Regions from separate parts of the Homo sapiens genome. Here region 2 is linked to region 1. Evidence: chromatin contacts called from ENCODE Hi-C data. All regions are on one chromosome and are shown on one strand. The core of a region is the stretch at or near the end of the contact, and the rest is flanking DNA. Distances in the headings are between cores, read along the strand shown. Region 1 overlaps PRKG1 (protein kinase cGMP-dependent 1). Region 2 overlaps PRKG1 (protein kinase cGMP-dependent 1).

Region 1 (6,112 bases), core at 2,621-5,120:
CTCTCTATATAAAAGAAACAAAACTGCACAAGAGACTTCTGCTAAAAATGAGTTGATGAAACAAATAGCTAAACAACAGAGCATATAGAGAGTGAGCATGAGCTCTGGGCTTACATAACCCTGCATTGCAGCACTTCAGGCCATTGTTTTGTTTTGGGCAAGTTGTCTAATTCCTCTGTGCCTCATTTTCTCCATATGAAAAACTGGGATGATAACAGTAGCTACTTTATCAGATTGCTGTGAGAATTAAATGAGATCACATATATGGTATACAGTTGGACAAATATTTTTAGTAATTATCATCATTATCATCATCATCATCATCATCATCATCATCAATAATTGACCATTAAAGACAAGGCTAAAAAGTAACAATTACTACTTTCACTTTATCAAAGATTTCTTTGGAGAGGAAATTGTTTCTAGGTCCAGAAAAAAAATGAAGAAAAAAAAGTGAGCCTAATTTGAGCAAGAGAAGTTGTTAATATTATATTCTTCCTTTCATGATGATAAAGCAATGGATTGATCTACAAAAAGAAGTGTTGAAATCTATTAACAGGAGTCAAGAAAGAGAGGGAAAAGCTGTCAGAGACGATTTAAAAACTCACTAGCAAGGGTTTTCTGAGATATTCTTTAATAACCTCTAAGACCATCTTGCAGAGAATCTCACTCTTGCCAAGAAAAATAAATGTATACTTGAGCCATTTTCCATCCATCACCCTGACAGTAACCCTTAGGAATCCAGAAGATGGAGCACTGCTCTATTACGATAGATGACTTACATAGCACAGGACTTCAGTGACTGCACCAAAAGATAAGACGAACCTCAGATGAGAAAGGGTCACTCGAGAAGAGTATCCTCCTCTTTGATGATCAGTGTTTTTGCTTTTACACTTCAGGATAAAGGAGCTAGTAATCTGTTTGTTCAACTTGATACACCTGTCTGCACACCAAATTTGGTATATTCACCAAAATATTTCAATATTGGTTCTTCTGTTCTCCATTTTCTAAGGGGGTGAGTTGCTTAAACTATCGTGGTTATATAATGAATAGAATATGAATTTTAATGGATACTCTTCAAATATCAGAATTTTTGGAAAAAAGTTATTATAATTATTTAAAAACATGTAAGCAAACACCCAAACACACATATCCATAATGCTTCTAAGTGCCTAAATTCTCTATTTCTGGAAGTTCTTTCTCTAATTATTGTTATTGGAAAGGACATGGGCTACACCCTTTTAGCTGTTATCTATCAGAAAGAAAACACTTTTATTAAGCTGAGCATTTCCCACCAAAAGCCAAAAGGAAGGGAAAATAAATATGTTAATGCCTTCAGCAAACCAACGGAAAGGCAAAGCCTAGATAAATTCATGAAGTATGTAAAAGGTGTCAAGAAGTTAAAAAAGATAACTCATTCACAGTGAGCTTATTTTATTTATTTGCCATTGCTTTCCATGAGGACAGTTTCAAAGTAACATCTACTTATTTGTATGCCATTCAGTGCTACATAAACAGGGAATCACTTAGTTCTCGCTTAGTTCCTTTTTTTCCAACAAGAGAATATAGGTTTCCATACTAAGTAATGGTAAAACATCTGGAAAGCAGAATCAGGCAAGTCACAATTTTTCATGTCATATTTTCCTTTGATGAAGAACAAAGAATCGAAGTAAAATTTTGAAGAAGAGAAAAATGACTTTTTCCTGACCAAGGATAAAATTCTTTTTAAAAGTTATAGCATTCTTTCTTTCACATTATTTCTAAAGCTTTTCAGATCTATAACAAGAAACACTGCTCATACAAGTGTATGATGGAGTTCACATTACATTTTTATAAAGCTAGGTATTAAATGAATAACTACAAACTTCGAGCAATTCTTTCATTTTGCACTGTACCATACACTACGGGGTAAAAAGATTTTCCTCTAACATTCAGAACTGAAAAAAAAGTTACATTAAGTAAAATCCATTTGCTCAGAGAGGAACTCACTGAATCGATCTCCCAGCCAAAAAAAAAACACTACTCTTACTTTTCTAAGTGTCTTTGGGCGTACTTTTCTAAGCTTTGGTACCCTCCAAAAGTTCAAAAATAAAAGAGTAGCAATTACCGAGAATGAAGACTATGATTCACATGAAGTTCTGTACTCAACAGTGCATGCAGTGTACACTCTAGGGTTCATTCCAGTGCATATTTTCTTATTTCTCTCTTCCCACTGACATAATGAGTTGTCAACACAGGCTTAGCAAAATGGTACCTGTCACTTTCAGATGTTTAATATTTCTCTGTGAAGGATATGGTGACACTCTGTCAAACCAGCACAAATCTAATCTAAGGCTATCTTCTCTTACTCGCTTTAATACAAAACGTGTTACTTAGTCACCAGTGAATTAGGTAACGTAGGTATTAGGAAGATACAAGTGTGGAGCTGTGCTTCCTTTTACAGCATGTTTGCCAGCCACCTGTAGGCATGGTAGCTTATGACCAACCCACCCTATTTTCCATCTGTAGCAATTACTCCAGAGGAGCAAAACTTAGATTTTGCATTTTTCTTTTTTGTCCTGGCCATATTTTCTTCTTTCTTTTCAGTCCAAACTTAGAAGCATTGTCAAAACCATAATTTACTGATAAAACTGGACCATTAAGATGATGTACAGTATATCCAGAAGATATGTTTTTTCCTCACATTATCTCCTTATTCCTTGGCCAAGATCTGGTGAAAGCTTGATATTACCATAATACAATTGTTTCTGAAAATAGTCCAAGTATTCTGCTTAACTAGAGTGTATTTGTCATCATTGACATTCAATCCAATTAACCAAATTAAACTGACTGGATGATACTATAATTACCTCATGTTCAAAGAAGTACAATGTTACTTCTTAACAGTAGGTAGGGTCTAAAAGTGAGAAAATGACACTAAATATTAGAAGGTCAATAACATTAGATCTGTTTTTTGATGCATATTATAATCACATAAAAATAATGTAAGGTATTTACTCATGTTTTATGCCCAGCCAAAGCATAAGTAAATAGCTTACATTATTTTCTCTCCACCTCTATGTAGAAGTGAATTAAATTACATCTATCTTAAAGCAAATCTGAAGTTTAATTTACATTTATGATCTTTAGAAAGGCAAAAGTAATTAACATTATTTTATTTTTGATGCAGGTGAAAGTAGTATATCTTGGTAGTAAATTGTCACTAATTTCTTCTTTTTATATGAACTCCCATCCTTTCATAGGTTGGAATAAAAGAATGCAAAGACACAGATATTTTCCCAGTGTCCTACCACCAACTTCTGCCTATCATTCTGCTTCTAACTGCTAAGTCATAATAATTAAACACATGTTTTTGGTCATGTTTTTCATTGTTTCTAATTCCTCTTATCCCTCCCCAATTACGCGCAATAACCAAATGCACTCCATGAAGCTGGATTCATAATGAAAGTGTTTACTTTACTTATGATTAACTTCCCTGCATAATTAATGTCCCCAATCCTCCGGGTAGCCTTATTACATCTATTCTGTTTTAACATACTATCTGTCAGCTGAATACATTTTCATATTTTAGGAGTGGGGAAAAGACAGAAAAGCTCCTTGCTGACTCCGATTCTAAGATTATTTTTATCAAAAAGTATTTGCAATTATATTAGCTATTTTCATTGCTTATATAAAGTGCTATATTGGCTGATCCTCACCTGAGAAGGTAATGATTAAATTACAAATGTAAATAGGCTCCTAGCAGAGACCATTAGCAACACCTTGAGGACTTTGTAACAAGGATCTAAGGGGACAGAGGGCAGGAAAGACACACAGAGCTGGCAATAGGGGCAGCAGTGAGGTCTGACCACAGGGTTTAGGAATTCTCATTTCCCCTGGAAGTCTTCATGAGGGACACACCAAGATCTTTTATTGCAGGTGTCGTCTCCGACCTCTCAACTGCCAGCAATGCCCAGATCTGTCCACTTAAACCAAGCCTCCTGGAAAGGGGGCTGAAAGGTTGATGTGCTAGTTCTGCTTTCTCTGAAGTCTCCTCGGAAAGTACTCCTCAGCCTGAGCTCACGCTGTTTGCCTTAAAAGGATAAAATATCTGTAGGAAAAAAAAAAAAAACTGTAGCTGGCTGCAGAGACATCACATACCAAGAGAGACGCTACAAGCCCAGGACTGCTCTTCCAAGAGGCGCTCATCATTGTTTCACCTTCAACTTAGCATTGGATAGCAGGAGCTGGGACCCAAAGAAACTATCTGGCCACAGAGGCAGCTGCCCTCAGCAAGAATTTAAAAACAAAACAAACAAACAAAAAACTTGGGATGAAAGCTGATCCTAATGTGTGTCACATTTGAAAGTGGCCAGGAACCCTGGCTGGCAGGAAAGGGGAAACAAACTTACCCACTGAACAGAGCTGCTGCCACTTTTGTGTGCCCCAGGTCCTTAACAGGTAACCCCAGAGATTAAAGTGATGCTGATAGGTTCAGATGCTAGGGAGATTGGGGAGCTGAAGCTGCCTGGCTCCACTGCAAGCCAGGGACTTGGGTTGCTCAAAAAGAAACAAGAAAGGTGCTTCCCCAAAGAATAGGAATTCAAGTAGTCTGTAACAATCAACAATGAATGGGTCATAGCAGAGGTTTCTCAACCCTGGCTGAATATTATAATCACTTTGGGAGTAAAAATAATATACCTATACCTCAGGTCTACCCCAGAGCAATTAAATCATAGGCTCTGGAGGTGGTGCCCAGCAAATGTATGTTTTAAAGCTCCCTAGGTGATTGTAACATACAGCTATGTTTGAGAACCAATGGGCTAGGTAGGGAAATGATCACTTGTTTAGGAGAATAAACAAGAAGGCATCAACTAAACTACACGTACAATTTGTCTACACGTACAATTTGGCAAAAAAAAAAATCCAGCTATGCTTTCGCAGGCCCCTAGTGCTTAAAGGTTTTAGCCAATAGAGACATTCAACTCTTTAGATGAACACTTTATCCTGGTCTTTTGTTTAATATCACACACAAATGTACACACACAACAAACACACACACTCCTCTTGTCATCTTCCTATTAGAGTGGTTATCAAATTTTGCTACACGTTAAAGTTACATGGAGAATCATCAAAAATTACTGATATGTAGCTTCCAACACCCGGACATTCTGATTTTAATTGGTTTGTGGTACAATCTAGGAATTGGATTTTTATGTTCCCCATGTGATTCTAATGCGCAGGAAAGTTTGGGAACCGCCGTCCTACATTATTTCTTCCACTAGTCCCAGAGTCCTTCTGCTTCCTATTTAATTATTGGTGAACAGATACACCCCAGAGAATGACCTATATGTTATTCATAAAGTTTTCCTGCAGCTACCTAATCCCCATGACCCTTTGGGCAGTAAGAGAGCCTAGTGGCTAAGGAGAAAAGCTCTGGAGCTCAAATTCAGGCTCAACCTAGTGTGACTGTGGGCAAGTTGCTTCACTTCTCTGCGCCCCAGAGTTCTTTTTCTCATGCTGTGAAATTGGGATAATCCAGAATCTTCCTCATAGGGTTGTTTTTGTCCTAAAAAAAAGATGATCAGGTGGGGTGCGGTGGCTTACATATGTATTCCCAGCACTTTCTTTGGAGGCCCAGATGCTGGAGAATCATTTGAGGCCAGAAGTTCAAGACCAGCCTGTGCAACTGAGACCCTGTCTCTACAGAAAAAAATTAAAAATTATCCAGGTGTGGTGCTATGTGCCTATAATCTTGGCTACTCTGGAGGCTGAGGCAAGAGGATCACTTGAGCCCAGGAGTTTGAAGCTGCAGTGAGCTATGGCTGTGTCACTGCACTCCAGCCTGGGCAATAAGACAGAAAGAACCTGTCTCAATCAATCAATCAATCATTCAATCAATGAAAGAGACAATCTATATAAAGCACAGGAGCAGTGCCTGGCACAGAGTTAGTGCTCCATAAATGTTACCCAATCTGATGATGATGAGCAGTGTAATTCTTGATGCTTTCATTCAGAAGCAGGATGCACTGAGTTGTTGCCCTTATTCTTGTCCTCTGCACTGTTGGCTGCACAAACACCACCAAGTCCTCAATGATGTCAAATTAAGGAGCATTTCAAAGGGACAATACAA
Region 2 (6,112 bases), core at 2,262-4,761, 340 kb before region 1:
GTTCATTTATAAAACCTTTACAAGATGGTCCCTTCTCCATTATATTTTAAATGCAGATTTATCTTGAAGGTTAAAGAAAATTGAGAGCCTACGGAATTGCCATGAAAAACACATCCACCTAAAGTGTCCATTTTCTGCTGACATATGTATGGCTGGAAGACAGATGCAAATGACAGGCATTTCCTCTAAAACCTCAAATCCAGAAACACATATCCTGTCTATGTCCTGTGATCAGTAGGTATAAGGCTGGCATGTTTTCTTTGGAATCCAGAAAGCCTTTTGAACCACGCTGGGCTTGGCAGAAGCTGAAACTAGCCAAGGCCTGATTCTGATCATTTACAGCTGCTTCCCAGTCTGTTGTCATCGTACCAGACTCTAATGAACCCCAAGCCAGGCCTCCCTGCTGTGGCTTCCGAAAGGGGTGGAGGCAGCAACTCCTCTATTAAATCAGACTTCCAGTTAGTGCATGGGAATATTGTTGCTGGAGTGCTCTTATCAACTGAAAAAACTGAAGAAAATCTCTCCCACCATGTCAACTGGCTTGATTATGAGACAACATTGATCTCATTTGTATAAATGCAAAAATACAAAGTAGCAGAGCTGTATTTTTTAATAGATAGTGGTAGTTACATGAAAGACAAAACATTGATTACCGAGTTGTGTACACATTTTCTTCACAACTGGAACAATTTAATTAAGCACAATCTATTAGGGTAATGATCAGAAACATTAATAATTTGTGTTTCAGCACATTCCTTAAGAGATTACTATAAAGACTAAAATAAAATATCACATAATTTTCAGAATATGATCATGAATTTGATATATAGTTCTCAGAGTTAAACAAAATCAAATCTATGAGGTAATCTTTTCAAAATCTCAAGAAATACAGCATCTAACAAAATACCTGATACGTAGCAGGGGCCAGGACAAATGGTATATGAAGAAGGAAGGGAGAAAGGAAAGATGGGAGGAAAGGAAGGAGGGAGGGCTGTATTCTGTTCAGAAGATTTAAAGTGTAAGTAGAATATTAAAGAATCAATCAGGAAAATAATTTTAAAAATGTATATCCGCATTCCTTATGGTAATACAGAATTGAACTGTTAGAGAACAAAATAGCAGGGAAAATAATCTTTCTGGGGTATTAAAAGAGGGAATTAATTCTTGACTTCACCAGAAGGATCTATTTGCTACTGTGGCTAGTCTAATGCATCAGGAAAAAAAGCAATATGGTGTCATCTTAAAGCACCCTTGAAATATAAACACTAAGATAGATCAATTTAGAGAAACATGGGGGTCTTTCATCACCTATTAATAACAACAAATCTTAGTAGGGGTCATGTAACTGTTCCACAGTTATTCTTATTTAAATGTTTCATGGAAGATGACAAGAAGTACCTATATAGGAATATGTTGTAAACATGATCACATGGATATAATCAACGCTACCCTCCAAAGCAGTCTTGCAAGAAGACAGTTAATTTTAGGCAACAGTTCAAATCATTTTAACACAGGTACCTATTAAGATTATAACGCCATAGTTGCCTTTCCTTTTTTAAAAAAAATCTAAAAAGTTCTTGAAAGAATTTTTCTTTCAAATTACTGCTTTAGAAAATATTGGAAAGGTATCATATTTGAAAGATCTGTAATTCATAAGATAAAATTTATGAAATATATGTGGAAAAAATATAACATTAATATAGATATCCATGTATATATAAATAAAATGAATGATACTCTAGAATGGTCCAAAGAGAACTGGACTCAACTCTGGTTTAAAGATAGCTATGTGACCCCTGGATAACAGTTTGCTTTCTGGGCTTCAGATTCTTTTATGTTAAAATTAAGAGGGAGCAGAGTATGTTTTATCTTAGGTATTTTCCAACAATAAAATGCCAGAGTCTCAAATATCTGCAATTTGATATTTCAATTTAGGTACCATAATAGTCCAAAAGGCACAGAAGAGTCTTTGTATTATTTTTGGAAAGCATGGTCTCAGGACAATTGCAGCATAGGAATATTAAACATGACACAGCTCCAAATGTAGCAAACATAATATGGTAGTATAATTTAATATGATGATCATAGTTCAATTTATGCCCTATTTTTACCCTAAGTAAAACTACTATTCATTTATTTCTAAAATCTGCTTTTGGCCAACATATTTTAAATAAAAAATAATCACAGAAGATGAAATATTCCAGTGACCTCTGCGAACTATGTCCTAAAAATATTCATCTTAGCCTTCCAGATAAACCCTCAGGAGGTTGGAATAATAATGCTATAGCCATCATAATATAGATATTGCTTTGTTTATATTATTAATTGGCAATTGTTATTCATATTGAGGAATACCAATATATTGAGATCATTACAAGGAACAAATTTTCTCAAAAATTGAAAAATAAATTCAATCCCTTTGAAATACTTAAGTAGATGAGAACCACTGAGAGTCTTTATGGTGAACAGAAGGTTTTGTAGGAAGAAATCTGGAGAAAAAAAATCATCAGAATGAACCAGAAATAGGGAAAAGGAGACAGGATAGATGCCTATTTTTGGAAAAAGGAGGAACAAGGAAGACAAAGAGATATGAAGAAAGCAAATATCTCTTCTTCAACATTATTAGAAAGATGGTAGGTTGTTGTTTTAAATACGCAATTGCAAGTGCAAGAATGGAATTTATATTCTCAATGTGAAATTTCGAAGTCATTATTAAGAGAAAGAGATTGCGTAACTACTGCAGGTCAGGCTAGGAAGTCAGACATATCGAGTATGCTGATCAACCTGGTGTCATTTTGGAAAATCTCTTCTTCATGTGGAAAGAAGCAAGATGTCACACACTTGATTTGAATAGAGAAATATAACTCTGCTTGAACAGGGTGTGAATGGTTATTCTTTCTTCTTTCAGATCCTTGGGTTATTCACTCTTCAAACCACTATTATTTGGCTTCTATAAGTAAGGAACCGGTACATTGGTGTTTTTAGGGTTAGCTTCTATAATCCATTTTCAGAAAAAAAAAAAAAACCTATTTCAATGGAGATCAAGTGCTGTATACTTTGTAAAAACATCTTCACTCTTCAATCGCCCTCCCTCAAACCAGAAGCAGTGTCTGAATAATTCCTTTAAGTAAATTATAACCTAGCCCAGTTTTGATCAGATAAAGGCAATCATGACATTGTGGTACCTCCACTAGATGGCAGCAGCAGGCATGAGTGTGGCCCGTGAAGTGCTGGGTCACCAGGGATTTAAAAAACAAAAAAGAAACTTAAAAAGGAAAGGCAGGAGAATTTCAGCAGCAGAATCTTAGACAGAGGCCTGGAAACATACAAGATTCAAGATGAAAAAGGACAGAAACAAAGGACTAGAAACAGAAAACAATCACTAGAACTTGTGCTGTTAGGGCTGCTGAAGTTGGAGCTGACAAAGTATGTGAAGAGTCCCCCAAGTCTGGCCAAATTCACTCTGCCCTGTGTGGAGGAGCTGCCTGGAGTTGGGACATGCTTAGCAGGACTTCTCTGAGATGTTGCAAAGCAGAGGGGATGGGGCCGGCAACTGGCCCATGAAAACACGTGAATAATCAATGCAGGCACAGCTTTTCTCCCCTCTGTACTACCCATCATGCTAAACGTCTAGGACTCACCTAGCTGTGGCATCCTATGGAGTCCCCTTTCTTACAGAAACCTCACAGTGCCATCCTTTCCTAACTACAGAGTTTGGATCTCTTAACCAAACCAGAACACTTTGGAGTGAAACTATTGTGGTTAATAATCATGCCTGAACATCAAGCACAACTCAGGTTGTTTGGGCAAATAGAGATGTGTGGAGATCCAGTTCCTCACTTTCCTTCATGACAACTTTTAAAGCTCTCAGAGCCCTGGTAAGTAGATGAACTGAACTTGCCTTTTCATTATCTCTTCTCCACTCAAGGGTGCCTGGCACAGAGTAAGCAAACACTCTATAAATAGAGCTTGTGAAGTGAATGAGTAATGGTGGCTGATGCTGTCTTCGCATCTTCAAAAGACATTTGGTCCAATCTCCAAATTGTATGATTTTACAAATGTGGAAAACTAAGATTCAGAGAGGTTAAGTGACTTGTTCAGTATCAATATAGCAGTAAGTAGCAGAAACAGGCTAGCTCCTGACTCCTACACAAGTATTTTTCCATATCAGTGTTTCAATAGGGATCTTAGAATGAGTGGGCAACATAACTCAAACTAACAATTCAGTATCTTTGCCCTGTGTGAGTCAAGAACTTAAAGGAAGAATACATTACAAATCATTCATCCAAGAGGAGACATTATGACATGATGCTCTGGAGAGGGCACCAAAGCAAGTGTGCAGGAGACAGACATGGAGGATAGATAACAAAAAGGCGAGTTCAGTTCATCTACTTACCAGGGCTCTGAGAGCCTGAAAAGTTGCCATGAAGAAAAACGAGGAACTGGGGAAAGTGTCTCTCCAGGCAGGGTTGACCTGGAGAGATTATGACCTATCTAAAAGGTATCGGGGCCAGGCACAGTGCCTCACTCTTGTAATCCCAGCACTCTAGGAGGCCAAGGCAGGAGGATCACTTGAGGCCAGGTGTTTGAGACCAGCCTGGCCAACATAGCAAGATAACATCTCTACAAAAAACAATTTTTAAAAAATTAGCTAGGCATGGTGACATGTGCCTCATAGTATTAAATACTTGGGAGGCTGAGGTGGGAAAATTGCTTGAGGCCAGGAGTTCAAAGCTGCCAGGAGCTATAATCATGCCACTGCCCTCCAACCTGGGTGACAGAACAAGACCCTGTTTCTAAAACAAACAAACAAACAAACAAACAAGAAATAAAAGGCACAGAGTGCCATAGCTGCAGCACATGGCAGCCAGGTGGAAATACTGTTTCTTCAACAAAGACTTGTGATATAGTTTGGATATTTGCCCCTGCCCAAATCTCATGTTGAATTGTAATCCCCAATGCTGGAGGTGGGGCCTGGTGGGAGGTGTCTGGATCATGGGGGAAGATCCCTCAAGGCTTGATGCTGTCTATGTGATAGTGAGTTCTTACCAGATCTGGTCATTTAAAAGTGTGTGACACCTCCCCACTCCCTCTCTTACTCCTACTTTTACCATGTGAAGTGCCCGCTCCTGCTTCAGCTTCTACCATGATTGGAAGCTTCCTGAGGCCTCAGCAGAAGCAAATGCTTGCACTATGCTTCCTGCACAGCCTGCAGAACTGTGAGCCAATTAAACCTCTGTTTTAACAAATTACCCAGTCTCAGGTATTTCTTTAGAGCAAGGCAAGAACGGCCTAATACAACCTGAAGGTACAGATTTTATGTGAGATCTTCCCATGTTTTTAGTGTAAGAAAAGTTGTGAAACCTTTGTCAGCCAAATCAATGTATCTGTGGTTCACCTTTGACCTATAGCTACTGTGGTTCTCAGCCCCTAGATGATACCTCTGGATTTGCTGTTTTCACTGGTTTAGGGACGTGGGCTGGGCAGCAAGAATTTTCAAAGCACCCCAGGTGATCTGTGGTGCAACCATGATTAAGCCTTACAATTTAAGATACAGTCATCCTGGGCATCAACTGGGAGTTTGCTAGAAATAAGAAATCTGGAGTCCCAACAAATTCTGTTGAATCTACATGATTCTACTGAACCAAAAATCTTCATTTTAAGCAGATTCCCAGCTGATTGATTTAAGAAATCCTGCTCAAGAGAAGGAGGTCTATTCAGATAGTAATACTAATACTATGTCATTTAAAAGTGTGTGGCACCCACCTCTCAATTCTCTTGCTCCTAATTTCACCATGCAAATTGCCTGCTCCCGCTTCAACTTCCACCATGACTGGAAGCTTCCTGAGGTCTCCCCCAGTTTCCATTTGGCAAACAACCCAAGCCAATGCCAGACATAAAAACAGTGACTTTACTCCCCTTCCTGCTTATCTTCCAGACCTGCCCCCCAACATCCCAGAATGGAAGAGGAGCCTTTCATTTTCTTTTATTCTGGGGTTATTTTGTTTTGTAACAGTTTTGTTCTTGTGCCTGGGTATGAACAAGCATTAAACTAGTTCAGAAGAGAATGTATCTAAACACTTGTTCTTTGATAGGGCAGAACTTTAATTAT

The links. A loop is a pair of places that touch in the nucleus more often than their neighbours do. Pooled maps may share reads with other maps.
Region 2: a loop to region 1 is called in a map of body of pancreas, with 2.3 times the contacts of the local background. The contact joins two enhancer-like sites. A Hi-C loop is called at or near these places in 38 of 168 maps with a recorded cell type or tissue (IMR-90, PC-3, Right ventricle myocardium inferior and 22 more) and 27 of 50 pooled maps.

The regions. Positions count from the first base shown.
Region 1 is chr10:51,081,514-51,087,625 of GRCh38, reverse strand. The region is part of intron 1 of PRKG1 (protein kinase cGMP-dependent 1); the gene reads right to left. Among named protein-coding and RNA genes, the nearest start is that of PRKG1, 10 kb to the right of the region's middle. RefSeq lists an enhancer at 4,189-4,710. Within about 2 kb of position 3,870, at least 2 of the 41 ENCODE cell types and tissues checked have a DNase peak (open chromatin) inside an H3K27ac peak, as active enhancers do.
Region 2 is chr10:51,419,875-51,425,986 of GRCh38, reverse strand. The region is part of intron 2 of PRKG1 (protein kinase cGMP-dependent 1); the gene reads right to left. Among named protein-coding and RNA genes, the nearest start is that of MIR605, 120 kb to the right of the region's middle. Within about 2 kb of position 3,511, at least 9 of the 41 ENCODE cell types and tissues checked have a DNase peak (open chromatin) inside an H3K27ac peak, as active enhancers do.